4 separate regions of the Homo sapiens genome follow, and regions 2, 3 and 4 are each linked to region 1. Evidence: chromatin contacts called from ENCODE Hi-C or POLR2A ChIA-PET data. All regions are on one chromosome and are shown on one strand. The core of a region is the stretch at or near the end of the contact, and the rest is flanking DNA. Distances in the headings are between cores, read along the strand shown.

Region 1 (3,083 bases), core at 411-2,910:
TGACATCCTAGTTGTGAGAAAGAAAGCAAACACATTAACAAATAAATATATACTTCATCACATGGTGATCGTCTTATGACATAACAAATAAAGGCATGGTAAGAAGACAGGGGCCACTTTATTTGTCCAGGTCAAGACCCTCTCTAAGGAGGTGTCGTGTGAGCAGAGATGGAACAAAGGGAGTTGTTTCTACCTTTTACTACTCTAAAGATCATGGTGACTCACTGTCTTATACACAAACCTTTGTGTAAGCTTCTGATTATTTCTTAGAATCTATTTCTGGTAGTGGAGTTAATGAGTCAGGCAGACAAATGTTTTTAAGTTTCTCAAAACCATGGACTGAAACCTCTCTTTTTAATGAGATTTCTCATTAGAGTTGTGAAAGAAGCAATTGACAAAGCCCTAGATTCCAAGGCATTTTAGATCCATATTTAAGTTTGTTCAATATTGAAGGATGCTTAGGACCTTTAAGGATTACTTAAATCCTTGAACCCCACATCCTAACTAGCCTTTCCCCTCCTATCCCCAAGCCTACACGCATTTCTTTATCCTAGAATTATTTCTTAAATCATGGACTTTTACTGTGAAAAGGAACCTTGGGGCTGGGCACCATGGCTCACACCTGTAATCACAGCACCTTGGGAGGCCGAGACAGGTGAATCACAAGGTCAGGAGTTTGAGACCAGCCTGGCCAACATGCTGAAATCCTATCTCTACTAAAAATACAAATATTAGCTGGGTGTGGTGGTGCACCTGTAGTCCAACTACTTGGAAGGCTGAGGCAGGAGACTCGCTTGAACCTGAGAGGCACAGGTTGCAGTGAGCCAAGATTGCACCACTGCACTCCAGTTCAGGCGATAGTGCGAGACTCTGTCTCAAAAGAAAAAAAAAAAGAAAAGAAAAGGAACCTTGTAAGGATGAATCCATTCCACTTCCCTATTTTATTGCTGTGGAAACTGAGGCCCAGAGATATGGCTGACTTGCCGTAAGCTTTACAGTGAGTTCATGGTCAAGCCAAGATAAAGCCTCAATCTCCTGATTCCTGTTTCTGCAGCCAAAATCAATGACAAATGAAATGTGCACACAGTGTTTCATGATGGCAAAACCAGGGACAGAAATTTTACAGGAAATACCCATGGATACAGCCTGCCAAATGTACCTACTTGGTTGTGAGCATTATTAATTAGGTAATAAATGCAAAGGACATAGGACAGCGCCAAAATATTTTAACCGATGGATACTATTGTGGCAGAGCAAGCAGCATGTCCCAAGACCAGATGAGGGCCCCGTGGGAAAAGAAGCAGGTGTGGGGTAGTGTGGGGTGGTCTTGGGGCTTAAAGGCATGGACTGAAGACCTCAGCAGAGGGACTGGACGTGGCACCTCCAGAATCCCAGGAGCTGGGGAAAGAATCACATGAGACCACCTGAAGGGACAGAGGTGCTTCAGCCTGGGTCAATGGAACCACAGGCGAGAGCAGCCCAGCTGGAGGCCTTTGTGGAGCTCATGGCAGGGTCAGCTTTAATCATCAGCCAGGCTGCTCCAGGGAGGCCAGCTGTCCGGCCCAAAAGCCTTAGGCTGCCCAGCCACATGAGAGCTGTTTCATCCTCATACCTCTCCCCTTTCTGGGCTTCATTCCAGGAATGGAGGGAAATAGCAGCAAACAAAGGGAAGGAGGTGAGCAGAGGGAGGGGAAAGGAAGAGGGCCATGACCCCTTCCCAGGGCAGACTTCCTGGGTGAGACAGGTCCCAGCCAGGGAAGGAAAGAAGATTTAAAGCTAAATTGTTTCTGAAGTTTTAACTATTATCTGCAACTTGGAATGCTAAAATCTGAATGGAGGCCATTTTGTGCAATTCAAAGGATATTTTATTGTCTGAATGTGACCTTGAGATCTCTGGTCTACCCAAGTCATCAGCAGGGGTAGAGGAATGCTGCCCCTACCCAATAGAATTAATTTAAAGAGGCAATGAGAGGCCCCACAAAACTTAGATCTGCCCCTACTGCTGTCATGGGATTTATAGGTGATGATAGAAGATAGATAGATGATTGATAGATAGATAGATAGATAGATAGATGATAGATAGATAATAGATAGATTGATAGATAGATAGATAATAGACAGATGATAGGTAGATAGATGATAGATAGTAGATAGATGATAGATAATAGGTAGATGATAGATAGATGATAGACAGAAGATAGATAGATAATAGCTAATAGATGATAGATAATAGATTGATAGATGATAGGTAGGTAGATAAATCGAGAGATGATAGATAGGTAGACAGATGATAGATAGAGTTGCATTTTGTTCACAGTGTCCTTTCCACCTTTTTGTAATGTGCCAGTTACACGTGATCTTAATCGTCATTCTGGCTGTTACACATGTGCAGTGTTGTTTCCTAAATAAACACTCTCCACTAACAGGACCCACATTGATTCCACTCTCGTGCACTCACTCATGAGTCATAATTAATTTTTAGACACTCTTTGAAGAATCACCTTCCTGATTGTATGTATGAAAGTTTTATTTTCTATAGTAATACACATTATACAGGCCAATATGAATTCAACATAAGCTCAAAATGGCAATTATTGTCTTCTAATGTCTGCAAACTATAGAGTCCCATACAGTGTTTTCACTGTATGACCCAGACCTCCCCCATCATGCTCAGCCAAAAGCCTATTCTGTACAGATTACATTTAGTCAGTTTTTTATTCATTCATCATTCATTGGATTGGGTATCGTCTGTATGCAAATCCTTCTGTGGGGTGCTGGAGATACAAATTTGATAGCTGGATGGACACACAGTCCCTGCCCTCAATGCACCCATGATCTAGTACCATATGAATTGATGGATATTAAATTGTTATGATAACCAGCGATGAGGATGATGTCAGCATTGTTTACAAGTTGCCATGGGAGCACAGGAGGAAGTAGTTAGCTTTCTTTTGCAATGACTCAGATCAGGTTTCACAGAAGAGAAGATCAATGGGGCTGGAATGATCAGTAAGACTTTCCCAGGCAGCTGAAGGGGGTCATGTTAGGCAAAGGGAAGAGCTTGTACAAAAGCATGAGTCAGG
Region 2 (3,179 bases), core at 280-2,779, 660 kb before region 1:
AGGAATTTTTCATCTCCATTATTATCTTATAGGGCCATGACTGTTGAGTGAAATATTGTTATGCACTGCATGACTGTACCACAAATTGAGTAGCTTATAAACAATGGAAATTTATGGCTTATAGTTCTGGAGGCTGTAATGTCCAGGGTCAGGCTGCTGACAGATTTGGTGCCTGGCGAGGGCCCACTTTCTGGTTCATAGATGGCTTGTCTTTTCACTGTATCCTCACCTGGGGGAGGGCACTAATGCCATTCATGAAGGCTCCACATTCATGACCTAATTGTCTCCCAACATCTCCAACTCTTAATACAGCTCTTTCTCCGTATCCACAGGGGATTGGTTCCAGGAGCCCTGTAGATTCCAAAGTCTGTGAATGCTCAAGTCCCTTATGTAAAATGGCATACTTCCAACCTGAGCATCATAGTGAGACCCCACCTCCTCAAAAAAAATACATGCCTGGCGGCACATGCCTGTAGTCCCAACTACTCAGGAGGCTGAGGTGGGAGGATTGTTTGAGCCCAGGAATTCCAGGCTGCAGTGAGCTATGATCATGCCGTTGCACTATAGCCTGGGCAACAGAGCAAGACACTGACTCTGAAAAAAAAAGTGTACTATTTACATATAACCTATGTACATCCTCTCATATACTTAAATCATCTCTAGATTTCTTACAATACCTAATACAATGTAAATGTTATGTAAATGTTATGTAGTTGTTAAACTGTATGGTCTTTTATTTTTATTATTTTGTATTATTATATTGTTATTATTTATTTATTCATTTATTGAATATTTTCAATCCATGGTTGTTTGAATCTATGGATGTGGAACCCATGGATATGAAGGGCTGATTGTATTATCCCCTTGGGGGTTAGGATTTCACCATAGGAATTTTGAGGGGCACACAAACATCCAGACCATAGCAAAAGAGATAAGAAACCTAGGTTAGTGACCAGGGAGGGCTGCTAGGATGAGCCTTGATGAAAGATCTTTCATCAGGAGGATCCTGGGCATGTGGCTGGGAAGGGTCCTGGGCATGTGGCTGGGAAGACCCTTCAAAGGGGAGGGCACAGTGGGTGCAAAGTTGGAAGTGAAAGAATACCATGAGCGAAGAAAGCATCAAATTGGCAGTGTTGCTGGATGTGTTAGTTTCCTGTGGCTACCAAAACAAATTACCACAAACTGGGTGGCTTAAAACAACAGAAATATATTTCTCCCAGTTCAGGAAGGCAGAAGTCAGAAATCAAGGTTGGCAGGGTTGTTCCTTCCAGAGGCTGTCAGGGAGAAATCATCCCTTTCCTCTCTCCTAGCTTCTGGTAGTTGCTGGCAAACCTTGGCGTCCCTTGGTTTGCAGATGCATCAGCTGCTTCTTAGAATGCCCTGGAGGACATGCCCCAGTAGTTAGCAGCTTTCTATAGAATGTGGTACATAATACTTCTTTGTCTTTAGTTTTGGACCCAAGTCATAAGAAAAGTTCCAGTCAACACCCTATTACGTAATCAGTAGAACCAACAGATGAGAAGAGAAACCAAAATTATTGGTAGGCTATTGACATACATGGCAGATGCGCAATCTAAAAAAATGTATCCCAAATTTGGGTTAAATAATCAATAATCTGTGCCTGTGTCTTCACATGGTGTTCTCCTCCAAGTCTCTGTCTTTTTTTTCCTGTCTCTTACAAGGACACTCTAGTTGGATTTAGGAGCCTCCTTAATCTGATGCCATCACATCTTGGTCCTTAACTTAATTAGATCTACAAAGACTCTTTTTTCAATGAGGTCACATTCTGAGATTTCAGAATAAATCTGAAATAAATGGACATAAATGTTTGGAGGTTGGGTGGAGGACACTATTCAACCCAGTCCTCTGGAGTTGGCATGACCAGCTCTGATGCCCTGGAGACTCAGTTGAGTGTGGCAGCAGAAAAGAAATGTTATCCTGGAAAGAGTGAAGACTCTAAAAGAAGCTGCTTGGAAAGTCAGAGGTACAAAGAAAGGAGTAATAGGCAAAGAGAATAGAGTGGATGGGTGTAAGAGCACAGGAAAGAGACAGTGGATGGAGACCCGGGATATAAACGGTGAGAGTGTGGGAGTTTTAAAGAGAATGAGACCACAAATATGGGGAAAGGAGGAGGTATTTCTGTCTAGGTTTCTGGGGACTGGTTTGATTAGAAAGGAATGAGACTAAACTACAGGGAGTAAAAGACCTGAGGGGATTTCTAAAACCACAGGGACTTTCTGAGAGTTTCAATTACGGTTAGTTTATGAGGAATCTCAACATCATCTAGTCCAAATGTGAAGTAGTGTTTATTTTTCTCAGTCATTCCATCAACTGGATTCTGAAATTCCCCTCTTGTCACTCCTTAGTGATATCTTGAGCAGATTTAATACTTCTGCAGTCCTTTTGAGATACTGATACTCCAATCTAGTTTAAAATTCTAAATCTCCATCTTCATCTAAAACTCATCTTCTTTCTGCATGTCACAGGCTAGGTCTGTAGCTCAACCTTGGCATATATTTTGGAGGTAGGCATGGTTTATCTGAGATACACTCTTCTTGCCCCTCCCTCTCCCAGATCTAGCTCCCTGAAGTGGAGATCAAGGATGAGTGGTAAGAAGGCAGATATCCTTTTCTATAATTGTGTCGATTAAGGTACAGTCTAAGCTGCAGGACTGGGAGACCTCAAATACAGAGGCTTAAATAAGATTGAGGTTTATTTCTTTCTCATATAATAGAAAAAAGTATAGCTAAGAGGTCTAGAATAGGTAAGCTGTCTCTATTCCACAAAATCATTCAAGGGCTCAGGATGACCAGATGTCTCTGTTTCCTATAGCTCTGGTCTTATCCTATGGCCTCCATTCTCCCTTGCATGGAGCCACAGGAGCTGATGAAGCCCTCCTGTGCCTTTTTGTGTGTGTGTGGCCCATGGGATGCTGAGGTGGAGATACACCCCCTTTCCCAGGTACCTGATACCACAGTCTCTAATTGCCAGTTGGCAAGGGTTGGTCCAATGGAAATCTCCAACAGAGTAGACACCAGTCGCTCTACTAATTTACACTCCTGAACCCCCAGGGGGCACGTGTAATGTTCTCTAATACTGCTCAGATGGGCAGGGGGATCAACCTCAGAGGGTGATCCTACACATTGCTGCATCAAAACAAGAATCCTCTTGAGGAAAGA
Region 3 (3,227 bases), core at 32-2,531, 710 kb after region 1:
GGGAAGGGGGAGGGGTAGGCAACAAATATAGACTCTATTATGTTTAAAAGCAGTAACCGCTTTCCATTTCTTTCTCATTCAACTCTCAAATGCTTCTCTTCTTTTCTCCAGATATTATTCCTCATAAGAGCTTGCTTGATTGCAACCACCAAGGACATCCACAAACCAGGGCAAGAAGGACCATCCGTAATTCTTTCCCATAAATAGTGACAGGAAGAAAATAAACGCCCTATTCTTCAATGATTTGAACCACCTCTGGAGCACAAACTTTCTCTAAATTCACAGGGCAAATATCCATCATGGGGCAGGTATCTATGCTGCCATGGAAAGTAACATAAAATGTACTAAGTCATCACAGGGAGTTTTAATTTTGTTTTTAAGGTCAATTGCCATGCTGGGGTAAAAAGCATTGATCCTTGCCTTTTATCACCGGAAAAATTCTTCACCAGTACTTTGTGAAAATCTCGCCTCATCAGGGCTGCCAAGGTCAATGCAACCTAAGTAACCAAGCTGGGAGATGCTTGCCTAATTATTAAATATTTAGCAAACAGTTTGTGACTATTTAACTGTTTGCACCTGGCACCCTCTTTTCACTACGTGAGGCCTCCTGGCACCCTGACCTCTTCCCCCACCCCTACCCACTGCCCAGGCCGCCAGCACCCCTGGGGGGCAAATACCGGGACCCAAGGGCATTTCAAAGAAACAGCAGAGGTCACATTCCATTTCCTTTTTATTAAAAAACATACTTAAAATGGGGGAGGAGGGCACAGATCTAAGGTAAAATCTCTTGCAGTTTTTTCAAGTTCGCATGCACCGTTGAAAGTTCATTAGTTAGGGATTTAAAAGCAAAAATGTTTCACACAACCAATTAAACGCCAAGCTTTACAAACGCCTTGGTCTTTGGTTTTGGGAATCTGTAAAAGTCCGCCTCCCCCCACCCGAGTTTTGCCCCTTTTAGAGCCCCTTTGTTGAATTACGTGACTTTTCCCGAAGTCATCAAACTTTGAATTGCGTCTCTAATTTTTTTTTTCAGGGCAAAAGCAAATCAAGAAATTAAACTTAAAAGTAGGCGACTCGGAGAGAAGTGGGGGAAAGCTCGCCCCAAAGCCAAGTTCCGCAGGACTAAAGCCCTCTTTGCGCGCGCGGGGCGGGGGATTGTCCCTACCTGGGGCCAGACGGCGGCGGCGGCGGCGGCGGCGGGGTCCCGGCGCCCATGGCTTCGCCGGCCTCGGGCAGCCGCGCCGGGAGACGCTAGCGGCTCCGCGCTGCCCTGAGCCCGCCGAGCTCGCAGCGGCCGCCCCAGCGCTGTCATTGGGCCCGCGCGTCACGTGGCCCGGGCTGCGGGTGAGCCTTCCCGACACGCGTAACCCTTTACCTGCACGCCCCGAGGATGCGGCGGGGCTAGGGCTCGAAACCCTGGAGTACGATGTCCGACATCCCCGGGGCCGGGGTGGCAGTCCCGGGCGCACTGAAGCAGAAAATCCACGCGCTTGTTGGCCTCTGAGCACAAACGACCGCGCCAACCGCCTGCCATCACGGGAAACTCCGGGGTGCTTACTCCAATGTTGCGCTGGAGAGAAGGGAGCTTCCTATGATCAAGGGACTGGAGTACGGGGATACACAAAACAAATGCACCCGCTGGCAAATAGTTGTGTACTCCCAAACCCCGAGAACTTGGCATTTTTCAGTTTCCTCCTTATTTCTGGCATTCGCCGCCTAGACCTGCTGTGAGTTCCATGGCCAGCCCTGTATGAGCTACATGGACCTAGAAACAGCGGGGGCGCCACCACCACGATAAAAACCAGGGAAGTTGCACACACTCGCCTGCACCCTAAAGGCCCCAGGGGGAGTTCAATGAACTCCTGGTTCCCCGTCCCCTCCTCACCCACTCCCCCTCCATCCCTTTCTTTTCCTGAGGTCTTAGGGCATTGGCCACAAGACTGCATCCAATCTACTGAGTTCCACATTCGTAGCTGTTACAATCCATATACCTAAGGCGGGTGGAGAACTGACTCTGCTTAAGGACTGGACATTCTTTTCACCTGTGCTCCAAAGCAAATGCTGAGCTTGCCAAAAAAAGTGTTAAGCAACTGCGCCACCTAGCTTACCCTCTTCTCTCTTCTTTTCAACTCATCCAGCAAGAGAATAAAATAGGATATTGGAGAGGCATCTGGACAGAGTATTATCTAAGGATGGACATAGTGTCCTTGGGTTTTCAATGTATCTACTTTAATGATGCCAGCCCCATTCACATGATATTTGCCAGGCTTTTGAGAATTTGAACACTCCATTTTTTGAATCCTTCTAATTTTGCAGTGCTGGGATTGCACGCTGTAAAGTGTTAGATTTTTGCAGGAAGTTATATGTGGTTTTACATCCTTTGTCACAATGAACGGCACTCATGTCCAACTTATAGTCGACACTTAATTGTCTACAGGATATTGATACATTTATCAAGTAGGTTATCTGTCGAAAAAGGGGTTGGTATTTGTATTGGGTTTCATTTTATTTATTTATTTATTATTATTTGAGACAGGGTCTGGCTGTTGCACACAGGCTGGAGTGTGATGCGATCTCAGCTTACTGCAACCTCCTCCTCTGGGGATCAAGGGATCCTCCCACCTCAGCCTCTGGAGTGCCTGGGGCTACAGGCTCATGCTACCATGCTCGGCTAATTTTTGTATTATTATTATTATTATTACTATTATTATTATTATTTTTGTGGAGACTAGGGTGGGGGTGGGCTCTCCTAAACTTGCCCAGGCTGGTCTTGAACTCCTGAGGTTAAGCAATCCGCTCGCCTCGGCCTCCCAAAGTGCTGGGATTGCAAGCTGAGCCACCGCGCGCCCCAGCCTGCCTTAGATTTTAAAGTGCAGTTCCTAGACTAATAGCATCGGCATAATCTGAGAGAATGTAGTAAAAATGCAAATTCTTGGGACCCACCCCAGACGTATTGATTCAGAAATAGTTGGGGAGGGAGGGTGAAGAAATCTGTGTTTTAGCAAGTGGTACCTACTCCAGTTTGCGAACCGTTGCTCTGAATATGCACAGGTAGCTGGCGAAGTTCCCCTCATCTATTAAATAGTAAGGGCTGGCATTCTATAAAGCTAGAGGTGCTGCTTTTATTTGTATCCCTAGATTACCAGTTTTATGTAATCTGTCATGTTGATACACTGAAACTGAACCCTCCATGTGTCCATACAACGTGTAATCTGTACTTCTTGCAG
Region 4 (3,027 bases), core at 347-2,846, 590 kb before region 1:
TGTGTGTGTGCAGAGTGTGTATGTATGGGGTGTGTATGTGTGAGGTATGTGGAGTGTGTGTGTGTGTAGAGAGTGTGTGGAGGGTGTATGTATGGGGTGTGGGAGGGTGTATGCATGTATTGTGTGTATGTGTGTGTGATTTGTATGTGTGAATGTGTTTTTGTGTGTAGTGTGTGTGTGGATGTTGTTTGGGAGTGTGTGTGTGGATGTGAATGTTTAGGTTCTGTGTGTGTGTGTTTGCGGAGTGTGTGGAGTGTGTAACATGGTGTGTGTATATGTTTGGGGTGTGTGTGTAGATATGTGTGTGTGAGTGTGTGTGTTATGGAGTGTGTGTATATGTATGTTTGGGTGTGTGTGGGGTGTGTGTATAGTGTGTGGGAGGTGTGAGTGCATATTGAGTGTGTGTATATGTGTATGTTTCGGGAGGTTTGTGTGTGGAGTGTGTGTGTAGAGTGTGTGTGTATGGGGTGTGTGTGTGTGGAGTGTGTGTGTATGAAGCGTGTGTGGGGAGTGTGTGTGTAGAATGTGTGTGTGGAGTATGTATGTTTGGGGTGTGTGTAGTGTGTGTGCATGTATGTGTATGGGTGTGTGTGTATATTTATATTTGGGAGTCTGTGTCTGTGGAGTGCATGTGTGTAGAGTATGTGTATAGGTGTGTGTGGAGTGTGTGTATGTTTGGGGGTGTGTGTAGGTGTGTGGAGAGTGTGTTTTGGGGTATGTGTATAAAGTGTGTGTATAGTGTGTGTATAGAGCGTGGTTGTTCCGTGGTATAGAATGTGTGTGAGTATGTATGTTTGGCTCGTGTGTGTAGTGTGCGTGCGGGTGTGTCTATGTTTGTGTGTGTGTAGAGTGTGGTTGTTTGCGATGTGTGTGGTGTGTGTGTAGAGTATGTATGTTTTGGGTTTGTGTATGTGGAGTGTATGTGTGGATTGTGTGCCTGTGTGTATGGGGTGTGTGTGGCGTGTGTGTAGAGTGTATGTTGGGATGTGTGTGTGGAGCGTGTGTGTGCACGTGTGTGTATGTTTGTGTGTGTGTGTAGTATGTGTGTAGTTTGTGTGTGTGTATTTTTGGATGTGTGTGTATGGGTGTGTGTGTAATGTGTGTGTAGTTTGCGCATGTGTGTGTTTATTTGGGTGTGTGTGTGTGGAGTGTGTGTGCATGTTTGGGTGTGTGTCTATTGTGTGCATGTGTATGTATATTGGGGTGTGTGTGTGTGGAGTGTGTGTGTACGTGTATGTTTGGGTGTGTGTGGAGTGTGTGTGCGCGTGTGTGTGTATGTTTGGGGTATGTGTGTGTAGCGTGTCTGTGTGTGTGTTTGGATGGGGAACGTTATAAAGAGCACCATTCTCAAAGCGCAGGGAATTCGCGAGCCCTGGGGATCGCTGGTCTACTTCCTAAGCAGCAAGGAATGTTATGCATTTCAGCGCTTGCTAAGTCAGTGCGTCCTCAGAGAGGGCTTGCAGGCTCCAGGGAGGCCTGCATAAGGAGTGAGGCCTGGGCCAAGCCCAACAGAAAGTGTCAAATAACAGGCCTGCCCCTTCCCCACCCTCCACCCCCAGATTTGGGCTGAATCAAAGGGCCATTCAAGCCCCTCCCTTTCACAGGCCGAGGCCATCAGCGGGCCATCCCCTGAGGCTGAAACGCAGCAATCCCACGGGCTTCTGCTCCAAACAGGCTTGTATTTGAAACCACAATATACTTGGCTCTAGTTTTACACACATTACTTTCCTGGTGCTAAAAAAAAAAAAAAAAAAAAAGGAATTACAAGAATGAAAGGGAGAGTTCTTGGGAGATAGGGAATTCTTTTTCCAGTCTAGTGAATGCGGTTAATAAGTGGAAAAATAAAACTACTCTCCGTGAAGGGTCTTTGGAAGGGTTACCAGGACACGACAATTAAAAACAAATTAAAAGGCTGTATCATTCACTCAGCCTCAGTCGCCTCCCACAGTCCTGAGGGAAATGAATCTGCTTCAGTGCATTGGAGGGGTAACCGCTCTTCCTGAATGGTGTCGGGTAGGAGGAGGGATACCTGTGTATGTTCCTCTGTGGCGTCCCAAATGCTCCTTCATGAATTGAGGAATTGACTGGACAGTCATTCCCCTAGACCTCACTACAAATTAGACTTTTGTTCACCTGTTTCAAACGAATGTTTTTTAGTGCTTTGCATAGTGTGAAAAACAATAACAAACCCCAGGGTTTGGGTCATCTTGGATGAGTCACTTGAATCTCTGTGGCTCTCAGTTTCCTCTCTGTAAAATGAAAGTGTAAACTAGATCAGTGGTTTTCAAACAGTACTCTCCTGAGTCCTCCCTGAAGCTAGAACAACTAGGAGGAAGAGAAATGGAAGAATTAACTGAGCAATTTAGCCCGTTTGCGTCTGTCGTCTTTGACTTCAGACCATTTTCAATACAATCTGGTTGAGCAGTTAATTCTAACAAACCTGGTTCTGGGATTTGCTAATCTCTCAACAATTCCAGGTGACTCCCAAAGCAGGAGCCACAGTCTCTGCACGGGCTTGACCCATATTGTCATGTTTTGGAAGGTGTGGAAGATTCCTGCCAACATCATAGCATCATGTTATTCTCAAGGAGACTAAGGAAGACTTAAAACAACCCATGTGGGTGCAGAAGGTGGCCCCGTGGCCTGTGTTGAAGTGGGATCTCACAGATCCACATTGTATTTTCACAAATACATGTGAGATTTTCCACGAGATTCTGCAAGAATTTCCCTGTGAGTCCTTTCTTGAGTTCCAAAGTTGGGTAATGATGAAACAGAAGAGTTCCCTGACCCCTCTCACAGGACGTGAAACAAGGGTGTGGCTTGTCTGTTAGATTGCTGACACCACTCAAACCCCTTACAGGATGGAAAGCATGCAGATGGGCAGGTGCAGGAGTCCAAGTGGGCACGTGTTACAATGTGCTCTTTTAGCCGTCTGCGAATGGCTTGAGTGTTAGCGAGCAAGGGCAGAGGGCCAGTGTGACAGCTTTATGTATCCCAAGCTCTTGTCCAGCATCCTGGAAGAACTGG

What was found. A loop is a pair of places that touch in the nucleus more often than their neighbours do. ChIA-PET counts read pairs that join two places held with the same protein, here RNA polymerase II (POLR2A). Pooled maps may share reads with other maps.
Region 2: a map with no recorded cell type shows a loop between it and region 1 (4-fold over the local background). The contact joins two enhancer-like sites. A Hi-C loop is called at or near these places in 1 of 37 single-sample maps with no recorded cell type and 2 of 50 pooled maps. POLR2A ChIA-PET finds 5 or more read pairs at or near these places in 2 of 52 experiments (OCI-LY7 and activated naive CD4-positive, alpha-beta T cell).
Region 3: a pooled map shows a loop between it and region 1 (3-fold over the local background). The contact joins the promoter of PGCKA1 here to the enhancer-like site in region 1. A Hi-C loop is called at or near these places in 1 of 50 pooled maps. POLR2A ChIA-PET finds 5 or more read pairs at or near these places in 2 of 52 experiments (PC-9 and naive thymus-derived CD4-positive, alpha-beta T cell).
Region 4: a pooled map shows a loop between it and region 1 (2.6-fold over the local background). The contact joins two enhancer-like sites. A Hi-C loop is called at or near these places in 2 of 168 maps with a recorded cell type or tissue (aorta and endothelial cell of umbilical vein), 4 of 37 single-sample maps with no recorded cell type and 10 of 50 pooled maps. POLR2A ChIA-PET finds 5 or more read pairs at or near these places in 2 of 52 experiments (B cell and H1).

The regions. Positions count from the first base shown.
Region 1 is chr4:38,160,973-38,164,055 of GRCh38, reverse strand. It overlaps LOC124900693 (a long non-coding RNA gene), which reads right to left. Exons shown (of 2, transcript XR_007058099.1): 2 at 2,510-3,083. Among named protein-coding and RNA genes, the nearest start is that of PTTG2, 200 kb to the right of the region's middle. RefSeq lists an enhancer at 2,708-3,083. Within about 2 kb of position 1,660, at least 16 of the 41 ENCODE cell types and tissues checked have a DNase peak (open chromatin) inside an H3K27ac peak, as active enhancers do; they include PC-9, where a contact is called at or near this core.
Region 2 is chr4:38,818,786-38,821,964 of GRCh38, reverse strand. No RefSeq gene overlaps it. Among named protein-coding and RNA genes, the nearest start is that of TLR1, 16 kb to the right of the region's middle. RefSeq lists an enhancer at 2,233-2,352. Within about 2 kb of position 1,529, at least 4 of the 41 ENCODE cell types and tissues checked have a DNase peak (open chromatin) inside an H3K27ac peak, as active enhancers do.
Region 3 is chr4:37,451,979-37,455,205 of GRCh38, reverse strand. It overlaps PGCKA1 (PDCD10 and GCKIII kinases associated 1), which reads right to left and starts at 1,281. Exons shown (of 4, transcript NM_001104629.2): 1 at 1,166-1,281. It overlaps LOC124900691 (a long non-coding RNA gene), which reads left to right. Exons shown (of 3, transcript XR_007058098.1): 3 at 112-889.
Region 4 is chr4:38,751,685-38,754,711 of GRCh38, reverse strand. It overlaps LOC105374413 (a long non-coding RNA gene), which reads right to left. Exons shown (of 6, transcript XR_925231.2): 6 at 1,661-3,027. Among named protein-coding and RNA genes, the nearest start is that of TLR10, 30 kb to the left of the region's middle. Within about 2 kb of position 1,596, at least 25 of the 41 ENCODE cell types and tissues checked have a DNase peak (open chromatin) inside an H3K27ac peak, as active enhancers do.